Linked DNA regions of Homo sapiens: all the other regions are linked to region 3. The links are chromatin contacts, found by Hi-C or POLR2A ChIA-PET in ENCODE. All regions are on one chromosome and are shown on one strand. Each heading gives the region's core, a stretch centred on a gene start or an enhancer-like site at or near the end of the contact. The rest is flanking DNA. Distances are from core to core; before and after follow the strand shown.

What was found. A loop is a pair of places that touch in the nucleus more often than their neighbours do. ChIA-PET counts read pairs that join two places held with the same protein, here RNA polymerase II (POLR2A). Pooled maps may share reads with other maps.
Region 1: a map of tibial artery shows a loop between it and region 3 (5-fold over the local background). The contact joins the promoter of TMTC1 here to the enhancer-like site in region 3. A Hi-C loop is called at or near these places in 9 of 168 maps with a recorded cell type or tissue (GM12878, MCF 10A, ascending aorta and 6 more), 3 of 37 single-sample maps with no recorded cell type and 14 of 50 pooled maps. POLR2A ChIA-PET finds 5 or more read pairs at or near these places in 1 of 52 experiments (GM12878).
Region 2: a loop to region 3 is called in a map of aorta, with 2.3 times the contacts of the local background. The contact joins two enhancer-like sites. A Hi-C loop is called at or near these places in 3 of 168 maps with a recorded cell type or tissue (aorta, breast epithelium and left ventricle myocardium superior) and 2 of 50 pooled maps. POLR2A ChIA-PET finds 5 or more read pairs at or near these places in 4 of 52 experiments (MCF 10A, PC-3, Panc1 and 1 more).

The regions. Positions count from the first base shown.
Region 1 is chr12:29,781,768-29,785,866 of GRCh38, reverse strand. TMTC1 (transmembrane O-mannosyltransferase targeting cadherins 1) reads left to right here and starts at 1,925. Exons shown (of 18, transcript NM_001193451.2): 1 at 1,925-2,417. The coding sequence starts at 2,116.
Region 2 is chr12:29,639,484-29,643,991 of GRCh38, reverse strand. The region is part of intron 5 of TMTC1 (transmembrane O-mannosyltransferase targeting cadherins 1); the gene reads left to right. Among named protein-coding and RNA genes, the nearest start is that of TMTC1, 140 kb to the left of the region's middle. RefSeq lists an enhancer at 3,279-3,829. Within about 2 kb of position 2,996, at least 15 of the 41 ENCODE cell types and tissues checked have a DNase peak (open chromatin) inside an H3K27ac peak, as active enhancers do.
Region 3 is chr12:29,708,210-29,712,741 of GRCh38, reverse strand. The region is part of intron 5 of TMTC1 (transmembrane O-mannosyltransferase targeting cadherins 1); the gene reads left to right. Among named protein-coding and RNA genes, the nearest start is that of TMTC1, 73 kb to the left of the region's middle. RefSeq lists an enhancer at 2,169-2,713. Within about 2 kb of position 2,466, at least 10 of the 41 ENCODE cell types and tissues checked have a DNase peak (open chromatin) inside an H3K27ac peak, as active enhancers do; they include ascending aorta, gastrocnemius medialis, heart right ventricle and 1 more, where a contact is called at or near this core.

The DNA.
Region 1 (4,099 bases), core at 676-3,175, 74 kb before region 3:
TTTTGAGGCAGGGTCTCACTCTGTAGCCCAGGCCAGTCTTGAACTCCTGGCCTCAAGCAACGCTCCTGCCTTGGCCTCCCAAAGTGCTGGGATTGCGGGTGTGAGCCATTGCACCTGGCCTAGAGTCACTCTTTTGGGTTAAGACGTTCTCTCTAGAAAGCCTCCGTTAATTATAGGTAAGGATTGATACATTGACCTATTACCTCAACTATGATTTCAGCAAAGATAATTTCACTATCCCAATCAGCTGTTAACTTAGAAAGCTAGACTTTTATGGTGTTAACCACACACACATACAGACGCACACACACGAGCAGCTTTGGGTCTTCCAATCCTATACTTAGCACATTGTAGCACAAAGAATCTCCTTAATATATTTTTATTAAGTTAATAGGTGAATAGGAAAGGCTGTAGTGTGTTATACGGGGAAATAGACTCAGGTGTGTCTAGATATTAAAGTCGGTATATTAAGGTTACCAAGCGTGAAAGATTTTGATGGAAGAATGAAAACATCCATGTCCAGGACTTCCAGTTTCATTTCTCAGTCACTAATTTCAAGTCACCAAATAAACAAAGTGAAAATGGGTGAAACGTACTTTGAGTTACAATAAGTTTATCTTAATTCATTGACTTTTCAACTGCTCAGATGTCTTAAAATTTTTTAAAAAGTAAGTTGTTATAGTAAAGAGCCACACAAATACTCATAGCAGAGGAACAATTTCTGGATTATGTCGGTGAGCTTTTTAAGGGTTTGGGGAGGATGAGAATAAAAGGGTGACTTTTTATTTTCAGTTTTTCTATCTGGATGTGTCAAATTCCTGATAACTTCTAACACTCAGCAATGGAAATTTAGAAGGTGCCTGAAAGAACAAATAGAATTTTCAGACCTGGAGAAATTCTAGTAATCATCACTCTGGGACATATTATTAAAATTAGTATTTTAAAAAAGAAAACAATCTTTCAGAAAGACAGGAAGTTTAGGAGCCAAAGCCAGAGGCCCTAATACAAATCGCCCCCACCTCCCCATCCCCCCATCCCCACCTTCTTCCCCGCCCTGTTCAAACACGCCCACAGCCCAGGAAATAATGAGACCCAAGTGATCCAGCTAGATAGAAAAAGTAGTTTGCTTGGCATCTCCCAAATTATCTTGAGCAAACAATAAAATAAGAAATGTTTCAGAAGACAATTCGGCTCCCAGGCCCAAACCAAAACTCGAACCTGGTACTTTTTGTAAGTGCGGGCCAAGAAAGGGGCTGTAAAGTTAAAGAGCCGGTGGCGCCTCTGAACACACCCGGGCAGGGCGAGCAGGATGTCCTTGTCCAGGGAGACCCCTTCTCCTGGCTTTGAGGAAGGTGCTCCCTATCCCCGCGGGTTCCTCCGCCAAGCGGGACGCCGCGCCGGGCGGGTGAGAGAAAGCCCGGGCAGGAGAGCACAGAGCCGGCGACTGGACGCGAGCGCGGGGCGGGTGGAGAGCGTCTCTCCGGGCGCCGCTGCTGTTGTCCCGGGTGCTGAAAAGCCGGGAACTTCCCGGGAAGCAGCGGCACTTTTCTCCCTGGAAGGTGGGTGTGGGGGTTCCAGACTGCGCACCTGCTAAACCCTCCTGGGTCCCCCGGGAGGGGTCCGCCAGATGTGCCCCTTCCCAGCCCCATTCGGGGGAGAAGGATGGGGGCGGGGGCGTGGGGGTGAGCACAGCCGGACACCGCAAGTGGGAACCTGGGGTGTCCTTCCCCGCAGCTCCCGGGCAGCCGCGCGCCGCGAACCCCGGTCCACCTGCAAGCAAGGCGGGCCGGGGGCAGAGGGCGCCGGGCTGTGCGGGGGAACCGGCCCGCGTCCCGGGATTGGGGGGCGGTGGAAGAGAGAGCGAGCGGGCATGCGCAGTGGGGCGGAGGAGGTGGCGATGGCCGGGGGAGGCGGGGGGACTGCTGTTTATTTGCAGCTGGGCCAACTCCGCGGCGCAGGCGGCGGCGGAGCGCGGGGAGCTCGCGGCGGGTCCAGCTGCCGCAGCACCATGCCCGAGCCCCCCTCCGGGCAGACGCCGCGCGCCGCCGGGGCCCCGGTAGGGGAGGATGCCAGACGCCCGGGAGAGGCCAGGGCAGCAGCGGCGGCGGCGGCGCGATGGTGGTGACCACCTCTGCCCGAGGCGGCGGCGGGGACCGCACACCCTCCCGGCGGCGGGGCTGCGGGCTAGCGCCGGCCGGGGCCGCGGCGCTGCTGGCCGGGGCAAGCTGCCTGTGCTACGGCCGCTCCCTGCAGGGCGAGTTCGTGCACGACGACGTGTGGGCGATCGTGAACAACCCCGACGTGCGGCCCGGCGCCCCGCTCCGCTGGGGCATCTTCACCAACGACTTCTGGGGCAAGGGCATGGCCGAGAACACCAGCCACAAGTCCTACCGGCCGCTCTGCGTCCTCACCTTCAAGTGAGTCCCTCACCTCGCGCTAGCCGCCGCTGCCTCCTCTACCCTCCGCCCGTCCCTCGGACCGGGAGAAGTTGCGGGACTGACTTGGGGGCATTTCATTTTTGCCGCCCTTTCCCTCCACGCCTCCCTCCTCTCCAGGATGTGCATGGCACTTTGCTCCGGGATCCACTGCCCGGCTAATCTGGGCTCTCGGGGCGGTTCGGGAGGCGCCGGCTGGGGAGTTGGGATCGAGTTTCTCAACTGTCTGCCCTCTCAGCGGGCTTCTCTCTCGAGGCAGGGCTGGGAGCGGGCTGGTGAAACCGCCTCCGCACCCCTTCGCCTGCCGGATCGTGACCAAGTGGGACTAGCGCGGACCCAGAGGGTTCCGGAGGGGTGGCGGTGGTGGCGATGCTTCCAAGTAGAGAATTTCTCGGAGGCTGTTGGGCAGCTTTGCAGATGAGAAGTGTATCAGCCCCTTAAGGGTTTCGTTCAGATGAGACGAGGCGGGAGCCTTGAGCTGACAGGGCTGCGTGGGTTCAGGAGAGGGAGCAGAAAACTCTCCCGAGCCCCCCAGCCCCCGCCTTGCACCCTTGGCTGCTCCCAGAGGCTCTCCAATCTGCCAGACTTCTCTGGATCTAGACTTTAGAAGGTGCAGAGAGAGGTAACGCAGAGCCTAGGCTTCTCCAGGGACCCTGGGGCCCCAGCCGAAATAGTTTTTCTTTTACAACCTCGGAGTCATGATTCAGCGTTTCTGGTGTGAATAAGCGTAAAGGGAACCGAGAATATGCCAGGTTTTTGAGGGGTGGAGTATTTTCTTTAATTTGAAAAGAAGCCTAGCTTCTGAGGAAAGAAGAGAAGTGCTCATTTAAGGGAAATGCTATCTTACACAATCAGGAGCTTGACTCAACCCTTTATAATGTGGCTCAGCATTGAAGTTCATTTTAACGCGCCGGTCAAAACTGTTGAAATAATATTGGTGCGCTATTATCGGCGTTTTAAGCCTTTTTGCAACGGGTGTAATAGGAACCCGTGTTTATGGTAATGATTATTTGAGACTGGGTTGGCAGCTTGAAAAGCCTGCTCTGGATGAGAGGCTGAGGCCTCTTGACAGGTGTCTCTGATGACTCAGAAAAGGAAACCATAGCAATCGGCAACAATTCATGGGCTTTTGACTTACGTCTTCCACTGAAAGTTTAATGTTTTTAAGGAGAGTGAGAAAATTACATATTTGACTTTGAAGAGAATGTGTTATAGACATTTGTTCTCTTAGAAAGTTGTTCTCGTTTTCTACTGAAAGATAACCTTGGCTAACCTCGCTATTCAGTTTCCCAGATGTTTCTTAAAATCTCCTTGGGACAAATATAAATGTTTCACTTCTAGATTGACCTGCTTTTTCATTATTACAGTCAGGGTTGTTGGTTAATTTAGGATGTGCAAGTTCACAGCATGAGATGTGCTTGCTATCTTTGTAACAGCCATGGAGACCATCCTGGTCACAGGTCTGAGTATTTTTCAATTAAAAAGGGCAGAGTCAAATGCCTGTGCCTACTTGCTGGAGAGTAGGGAAGGGTGTTTTCACTTCTTGACTTTCTAGAAGGTTTTCTTCTTTTTTCTCTGTCTTTTCTCTTTTTTTCTTTTTTGGGATGGGATCTCACTCTGTCCTCCAGCCTGGAGTGCAGTGGCATGATTATTGCTCACTGTAG
Region 2 (4,508 bases), core at 1,747-4,246, 69 kb after region 3:
TATATATTTATATATATTTATATGTAAGTATATATAAATATATATTTAAATTTATATATATTTATTTATATATATTTATATATAATTTTATATTTATTTATATATATTTAAATTTATATATAAAAATATATATAAATATATATAAATATATAAATATATATAAATATATAAATATATATAAATATATAAATATGTATATAAATATATATAAATATATAAATATATGTGTATTATAAATATTTATATATATTTATTATAATATATATTTATATATTATATATATAATATATAATATATATAATATATATAATATATAGATATATATTATATATTATATAATATAACATATATATTATATATATAATATATAGATATATATTATATATAATATATAATATATATTTATATATGACATATATTATATATTATAATATATAACATATATGTGATATATATTATATATTTTATATTATATTATATATAAAATATATAATATATAATATTTTTTATATTCCATCATATATATATTCCATCATATATATGTGATATATATATATATATCACAGTTTATCCACTCGTTGATTGATGGGTATTTGGGTTGGTTCACCATAGCATTGTGCTATTGTGAATTGTGCTGCTATAAACATGCATGTGCAAGTATCTTTTTCGAATAATAACTTCTTATGTTCTGGGTAGATACCCAGTGTGGGATTGCTGCATCAAATGGTAGATCTACTTTTAGTTCTTTAAGGAATCTCCACATTGTTTTCCATAGTGGCTGTACTAGTTTACATTCCTACCAGCAGTGTAGAAGTGTTCCCTGTTCACCACATCCATGCCAACATATACTGTTTTTGATTTTTTTGATTATGGCCATTCTCCCAGGAGTAAGGCGGTATCACATTGTGGTTTTGATTTGCATTTCCCCGATCATTAGTGATGTTGAGCATTTTTTCACGTTTGTTGGCCATTTGTATATCTTCTTTTGAGAATTATCTATTCATGTCCTTAACCCACTTTTTGATGGGTTTTTTTGTTTGTTTGTTTGTTTGGGAGTTTTTTTTTTTGAGATGGAGTCTCGCTCTGTCACCCAGGCTGGAGTGCAGTGGCGCGATCTCGGCTCACTGTAAGCTCCGCCTCCTGGGTTCACGCCATTCTCCTGCCTCAGCCTCCTGAATAGCTGGGACCACAGGCGCCCGCCACCACGCCCGGCTAATTTTTCATATTTTTAGTGGAGACGGGGTTTCACCATGTTAGCCAGAATGGTCTTGATCTCCTGACCTCATGATCCACCCACCTCGGCCTCCCAAAGTGCTGGGATTACAGGCGTGAGCCACTGCGCCTGGCCTATTTTTTATTTTTCTTACTGATTTGTTTGAGGATTTGTTTCAAGATTTAGAGCCGCTTTTAGCAGTTCTTGTAGTGATGGCTTGGTAATTGTGAATTCTCTCAGCATTTGTTTGTCTGAAAAAGACTTTTTTTTCTTCATATATGATACTTAGTTTTGCTGGATACAATATTCTTCACTGATAATTGTTTTGTTTGAGGAGGCTGAAGATAAGGCCCCAATCCCTTCTAGCTTGTAGGGTTTCTGCTGAGAAATCTGCTATTAATTTGATAGGTTTTTCCTTAAAGGTTACCTGGTGCTTCTGTGTCTCACAGCTCCTAAGATTCTTTTCTTCGCCTTAACTTTGGATAACCTGATGACAACGTGCCTAGGCAAAGATCTTTTTGTGATGAATTTCCCGGTGTTCTTTGTGCTTCTTGTGTTTGGATGTCTAGATCTCTAGCAAGGACAGGCAAGTTTTCCTCGATTATTCCCCCAAATATGTTTTCCAAGCTTTTAGAATCCTCTTCTTCCTCAGGAACACTGATTATTCTTAGGTTTGGTCATTTAACATAATCCTAGACTTCTTGGAGGCTTTGTTCATATTTTCTTATTCTTTTTTCTTTGTCTTTGTTGGATTGGATTAATTCGAAGACCTTGTCTTTGAGCTCTGAATTTCTTCTTCTACTTGTTCAATTATATTGCTGAGAACTTCCAAGGCATTTCACATTTCTAAACATGTATCCAAAGTTTCCTGAAGTTTTGATTGCTTTTTCTTAAGCTATTTCCTTGAATATTTCTCCCTTCACTTCTTGTATCATATTTTGGATTTCCTTGCATTGGGCTTTGCCTTTCTCTGGTCCCTCCCTGATTAGTTTAATAACTAACCTCCTGAATTCTTCTCCAGGTAAATCAGGGATTTCTTCTTGGTTTGGATCCATTGCTGGTGAACTAGTGTGATTTTTTTGGGGGGGTATTGAAGAGCCTTGTTTTGTCATATTATCAGGGTCGGTTTTCTGGTTCCTTCTCATTTGGGTAGGTGCTGTCAGAGGGAAGGTCTAGGGCTGAAGGCTGTTGTTCAGATTCTTTTGTCCCACGGTGTGTTCCCTTGATGAAGTACTCTCCCCCATTTCCTATGGATGTGGCTTCCTGTGAGCCAAACTGCAGTGATTATTGTCTCTCTTCTGGATCTAGCCACCCATTGAATCTACTGGGCTCTGGGCTAGTACCAGGGGTTGTCTACAGAGTCCTGTGATATGAACCGTCTATGGGTCTCTCAGCCATGGATACTAGTGTCTGTTCCAGTGGAGGTGGCTGGGGTGTGCAATGGACTCCATGAGGGTTCTTAGCTTTGGTGGTTTAATGCTCTATTTTTGTGCTGGTTGGCCTCCTACCAGGAGGTGGTGCTTTCCAGAGAGCTTCATCTGTGCTAGTATAGGGAGGGACCGATGGTGGGCAGGGCCCTAGAACTCCCAAGAGTATATGCCCTTTGTCTTTTGCTACCAGGATGGGTAGGGAAGGACCATCAGGTGGGGGTAGGGCTGGGCATATCTGAGCTCAGACCCTCCTTGGGCGGGTCTTGCTGTGGCTGCTGTGGGGGCTGGGAGTGAGATTCCTAGGTCACTGGAATTGTGTATGTAGGAGGATTACGGCTGCCTCTGCTGAGTCATGCAGGTTGTCAGGGAAGCCGGGGAAAGCCGGCAGTCACAGGCCTCACCCAGCTCCCACACAAACCGAAGGGCTGGTCTCACTCCCACCATGCCCCCCTCAACAACCCCCAGACCGTAAGCGATATGAGGCTGTCTGCCTCCCAGCTGCATAAGAAAAGGGCTTGGTTCTTCCCTAGCCTGTGGAGTCTGCACATCAGATTTGCACCCTCCCCCGAGTTCTGGCCAGGAGGCTTCTCACCCCGTTCAAACTGTTACAAAGTTCAGCTAGAGATTTCCTTCTCTCTGTGTAGTTTTATCCCCTGCTTCTCTCCCATTGGATCCCTGTGGTTCCAGGCAGGAACGGCCTGCCAGGGGAGCCCGCGAGCTCCCAGGGCCTTTCTGCTGCTTCCTCTACCCCAGTATTTCACTTGGCTCTCCAAATTGACTCAGCTCCAGGTAAAGTCAGAAACTTCTCCCACAAACAGACCTTCAGCTTCTCCAGTTGTGGGGGACGTGTTTGGGAGAGGAGGGTCTCCCTTTCCCACTTCCACTGTTGGGGCATTCACAGTTTTGTGGGGGGTCTCCTGGGTCCTTAAGAGGGTCTGTGGGTCCTCTTGGGATTGCTGATTTGTTCTTGCAATCAATCTGGAGCTAAAATTCACAATGTGAGCCCCCCCTCGCTGCTCTGTCCACAGCTGCATCTGTTCCTGCCTCCTGTCTGCCGTGATCTCACCATACGTCTCTTCTGGGAATTTTAAAAATAGTCTCCGCCTTTAATTGAGCTCGGTTAATTGGACCATTCATCCTTGTAAGCCAGAGGAACTTTAACAGAACACAATGAGAAGCTTGTCGGAGTTGCTTGGCTCTCTTTTCTTCTTTCATCGGGTGTTTGGAAATAGTCTCACTATCTCTATGGGTCCCAGGTGCTGAAGCAGCAAGTGTTCAGGACTACTGATGGGTCTCGGCCCCGGAATGCCCCATGGGGGCATAGCACTTATCTAGCACCTTCTACTTTGCTGGCTTTTACATGATCCATTCCACTGGGGGATTGCCTGTGGCTTTCTAGTACCAGCCTTGTTTCCTGGAGCTCAGGTCCTGCTTCCAGTCATATATCGTTGTCTATAGATGGTTTTTCTTGATTTCCTTTTCTTTTGTGTCTTCTGTGCTTGTTCCACATTACCATTGTGAGGTTCCTCCATGTTGTTGCATTCATTCTCATTGCTGAATTGATTTCCATCACATGGATATTCCATAATGTATGTATGCATTTTATTGTAGATGGATATGTGAGTTGTCTCCAGTTTGGCGCTATTAAGAAAAGTCCTGCTATGAACAATCTTCTAAATGTCTTTTGGTAAACACTTGTGTCCAATGCTGTTGGGTGGAATTGCTTAGGAGTGGAATTGCTAGTTCATGAAATATGCATTTATTTTGCTTTCATGAAACTGCCTACAGTTCTGCAAAGTGGTTTAATCAATTTATAGTAGGATTTCAAAGTTCTAATTGCTCATCCTCACTGACATTTGACATGA
Region 3 (4,532 bases), core at 1,217-3,716:
CAACTATAATGCATCTGAGCAAGGATAGATTTTCCTCATATACTTCAACTAGAATAACATATAGCAGCAGATTGAATGTAGAAGGAAATATGGGAATTCAGCTTCTATTCTCCTGGATTAAGCCAGATATTTAAAGAGATTTTCAAAAATATTCTTTAAAATTATATTCTTTTCACTAATTTTCTTCATTTTAAGAAATATAGATTTTTAAAATAAAATGTTTTAATAGACAATAGATTATTTTAATGCATTAATAAATTTTTAAAAACTTTTCTCTTAGATATCATACACTTACAAATTCTTTTCTCAGTAATATTTTAGCGTAAAGGGACCTTTAACACTGTTGTTTGGTAATTGCTGCATTGGTAAATGGAAGGTGATAGATTGGGAAAATAATTAATTCTTATTAAGACAGCACATGTTGTGGTTAGATGTTTTCTTGAGGTGTTAGCCTGTTTGAACATTTGAATATTTTAATGAGTGTTTTACATAAAAAGTGGTTTGCACACATATACGACCACAGTGTTAGTGGTTGTTCAACATAATGTAAGATAAACACCCTGAAGTGAGCAGGCTGGTTAATTTGGGGAACTTTCTTCCACATCGGATGTAGTTGAGGGGAAGTTTGCGTTATATTGGAGAGCTGGAGAGCAGTGTCCCCTGATGAAGAGCTTCCCAAAGATGACCTGCTGATGCTGGGTTGCTCTTTTTTTTTTTTTTTTTTTTTTTTTTTTTGAGATGGAGTCTTGCTCTGTCTCCCAGGCTGGAGTGCAGTGGCACGATCTGGGCTCACTGCAAGCTCTGCCTCCTGGGTTCACGCCATTCTCCTGCCTCAGCCTCCCGAGTAGTTGGGACTACAGGCACTCACCACCATGCTCGGCTAATTTTTTTTGTATTTTTAGTAGAGACGGGGTTTCACTGTGTTAGCCAGGATGGTCTCGATCTCCTGACCTCATGATCTGCCTGCCTTGGCCCCCCAAAGTGCTGGGATTACAGGCATGAGCCACCACACCCAGCCAGGGTTGCTCTTTAAAGTGACTCTCAGAGCTCTTTGCCAATTAATTGGATGAGGAATTTCAGCAGCTTTTTAAAGTCCTGCCTCTGGGCCCCAAATCCCTGAACATCTCCAACATCTGCTTCAACTGTTCAGTCCTCCTCACTTTGTTATAACAATGTTAGAAATGTAGTGCCAGCTGCAGTTTTACGGTCTGAGTTTAACCAATGACACCAACACCCGTCCTAGGTCAGCATCCTTAATTTTTGGTTTTGGCACATGGAGGATAATGTACACAGTATAAATCAATATGTCTAAGAGGAAAGGAAAGCAAAGTGCTAAAAGCAAAATTTGAACTCATAGAGACTGTTTTACTTTAATAATCCCTTATAGTCTCCCTTTCCAAATTATCACATGAAACTTGTTCCTGAATACATTTTCTTTCTTACCTGTTAAAAACATTAACTGTAGCCCTGTGCAGTGGCTCAAGTGGATAATCCCAGTATTTTGGGAATCTGAGGCAGAAGGATTGCTTGAGGCCAGGAGTTTGAGACCAGCCTGGGCACACAGTGAGACCCTGTCTCTACAAAAATAATAAATACCCAGGCATGGTGGTGCATGCCCATAGTCCTAGCTACTTGGGAGGTCGAGACAAGAGGATCGTTTGAACCATGGAGTTTGAGGCTGCAGTGAGCTATGATTGCACCACTGCACTCCAGCCTGGGTGATAGAGTGAGACCCTGCTCTGAGGGGGAAAAAATATATATATATTTATATATTATTAATATATTTATATATATATTTATATATTATTAATATATTTATATATATTTATATATTATTAATATATTTATATATTAATAATATAATTTATAATAATATAATTAATATATTTATATATTATTAATATATTTATATTATATAAACATTATATTATATATAAATACATTATGTATTAATATATTTATTATTAATATAAATATATAATATAAATAGATTATAAATATAAATACGTTTAATAATATATAAAATTATAAATACATATTTATAAATATATAAAATTATAAATATATAAATATAAAAATAATATAAATATAAAAATTATAACATAAATATAAAAATATAAATATAAATATAAAAAATTATAAGTATAATAAATATAAATATATATACATTATATACAATATTTTATATATATTATATATAAGGATATATATATTTTATATATATATATCCTTCTTTAAAAATCATCTTCTAAAGGTTCAGGTAGATCATGACAAGGACATTTGTGATCTAGGTTGATGACAAATACTAGGCATCCGCCTTATTTGGTTTCTCAGCCACATGTTTCCTGAGAGATCCCTGAAATAGGAGTGTGGTTCCAATGGCTGCAAGGAAAGAGCAGCCTGCAGACTAATTGGCATGCAGCTGGGAGCAAGAGCAGCCAAAGTGACTTACAAAAGATCTGCTGTGTCCTAACAGGCCTGGAGATTTCCTGCAGACCCCGGCAAAGTGGTTCAGGCTGTGTTTGGAGTAGCTCAGTCTGAAAGCCAGTTAGATTGTGGCAGCTGCTTGATTAAAGAACGCTGTTCAGTAGAAAAGAGGGAAACAAACGAGAAAACAGAAATAGACTCTACGTACTGATTGTTTGACTAGAGACAGATAGAGACCCATTACCAGTGAGTCTAACAGGGTATAGCAGTATCAGAACAACCTAACTTTGGCTGGTCATTTCACTTTTTGGCAAGGTGTTTGCCTCCCATGTGCTATGGATTTTCTCTCGGCTTTATTTTCTCTCAAATGATGGTGAGACTCATGTTCTGCGATTGGAAAGCACTTTAGGCTTTTCCCTGTTTTCATCTCTATAGTTAAACTCCTATAGCAACCTCAAGAAACCTATCCTACAGGTTAGTGCACAGTAAAGAGTAAGACGAATTATTAAAAGCCTTTTAAAACACCTGTAAATATAAAGGCATTAAACAAATTTTAAACACATTTTGGAAAGCAGAGGCATATCTAGAAAAGTGTTGTCAAGTTGTGATTGGTGCATTACCATCTGGCATCTTGTTCCTACCCAGGAAAGAAGGCCAGAGAAAAGAGAGAGAGGCTTATGGAAGTGGGATTTTTTTCTGATTTCTTTTCCAGTTTTTTCTGTTTATTTAGAAAATCTGTGAATTTTTTTTTTCAAAATTTTTATCTGAATGTACTTGTATTTTAAAAGTGGAACATGGAAATGTATTGTTCTTTCTTATTTGTGTTAATGTGGAAATATTTTTTCTTTTCTTCCTTTTCACTTTCTTACCCAATGTATTGTTTTGTTTTTCTTAGCTCTCTGGGTATTGCTCTGAAGCTTTTTTAAGTGAATTATCTCACTTAATATACACACAGCCCTATGAAGTTGTTGTTAAAATTTTTATTATTTCCATTTTGCAGAAGACTGGCTGAGGCTCTGAGAAGCCAAATGCCATTAGCTTAAGGTCACACCTGGTGATGTCAGCATTTGAATCCAGGCAGTCTGACAACATCACCCCACTGCAACACTGTTGCCAATCTCTGAAACTTTTCTCCAAATATTGAAATTTAATTGCCTCTTATTATACTTGCTTTTTGAGTGTGTTATAGATGGAATAGAGTATTTTGTTTTCTGATATATAGTGCAAAAATAAACAAAAACAGTATTTAAAAATATATTCTTCATCTTGGCATTTGACTCTTGTTCAATATCCTTTCTTGGTGATTTTTCTCTCGTTGTAGAACTAGTCTGAAAGGATATTCTCTTGACAAAACAATATTTTCTTATACTCCTATGTTTAGGAGAATAAGAAATTACTTCATTTTCTCAGAAGAAAATCGAGACGAAATTTTGTTGGGACTTGGCCCTTGATTTTAGATGCTCATTTCAACTGCAAAGCTTCAAACTTTGGGAATCTCTCTTGTTGCAGAGGCTCTATCTCCTATTATATAAAAACAGGTTAGCCTAAGGGCTCAAGACGGTACATTCTAGGTTGATATTTGGGTTTGTGTGTGCTTCTGGCATGGAAAATATCTTGTCTTTAGAATGTATTTAACAAACGCAAGTTTTCCCAAGGACCTGCCAGTCAGCAGTTGGTGTTGACTTTGGGTATCCTGAAGCACTGTTTGGAAATGTGCATTGTGGCTCTGTCCTGAAGTGGGCTTTATGGGTAAAATACTTTAAAACTGGGAGTCAATGGGCTTTAGAGAATTCCATTGTGTGCAATATTGGTTTGTTTTTAGATTTTCAAAGGGGGCTCAGTGGTTAAGAGCTAGTGTTTTGGATGATCTCTGAAGTGACTTCGACAAATTATTTGTTCCTCTGACTTTTGGTGTCTATTATAAGAGACATTTGCTCTGCGCTGTTCATGTGCATTTATTTAATAAATAAAGTGCATTAAGTTTTGTGGTAGCTTTCTTTAATTTATCATTCCCTGGCTGTATTCACTCATTCATTTATTAAAATCTTGTGCCAGGCACAGTACCAGAGTAAAGCAAAGTGAATCAGAGCACCTCATTATATATT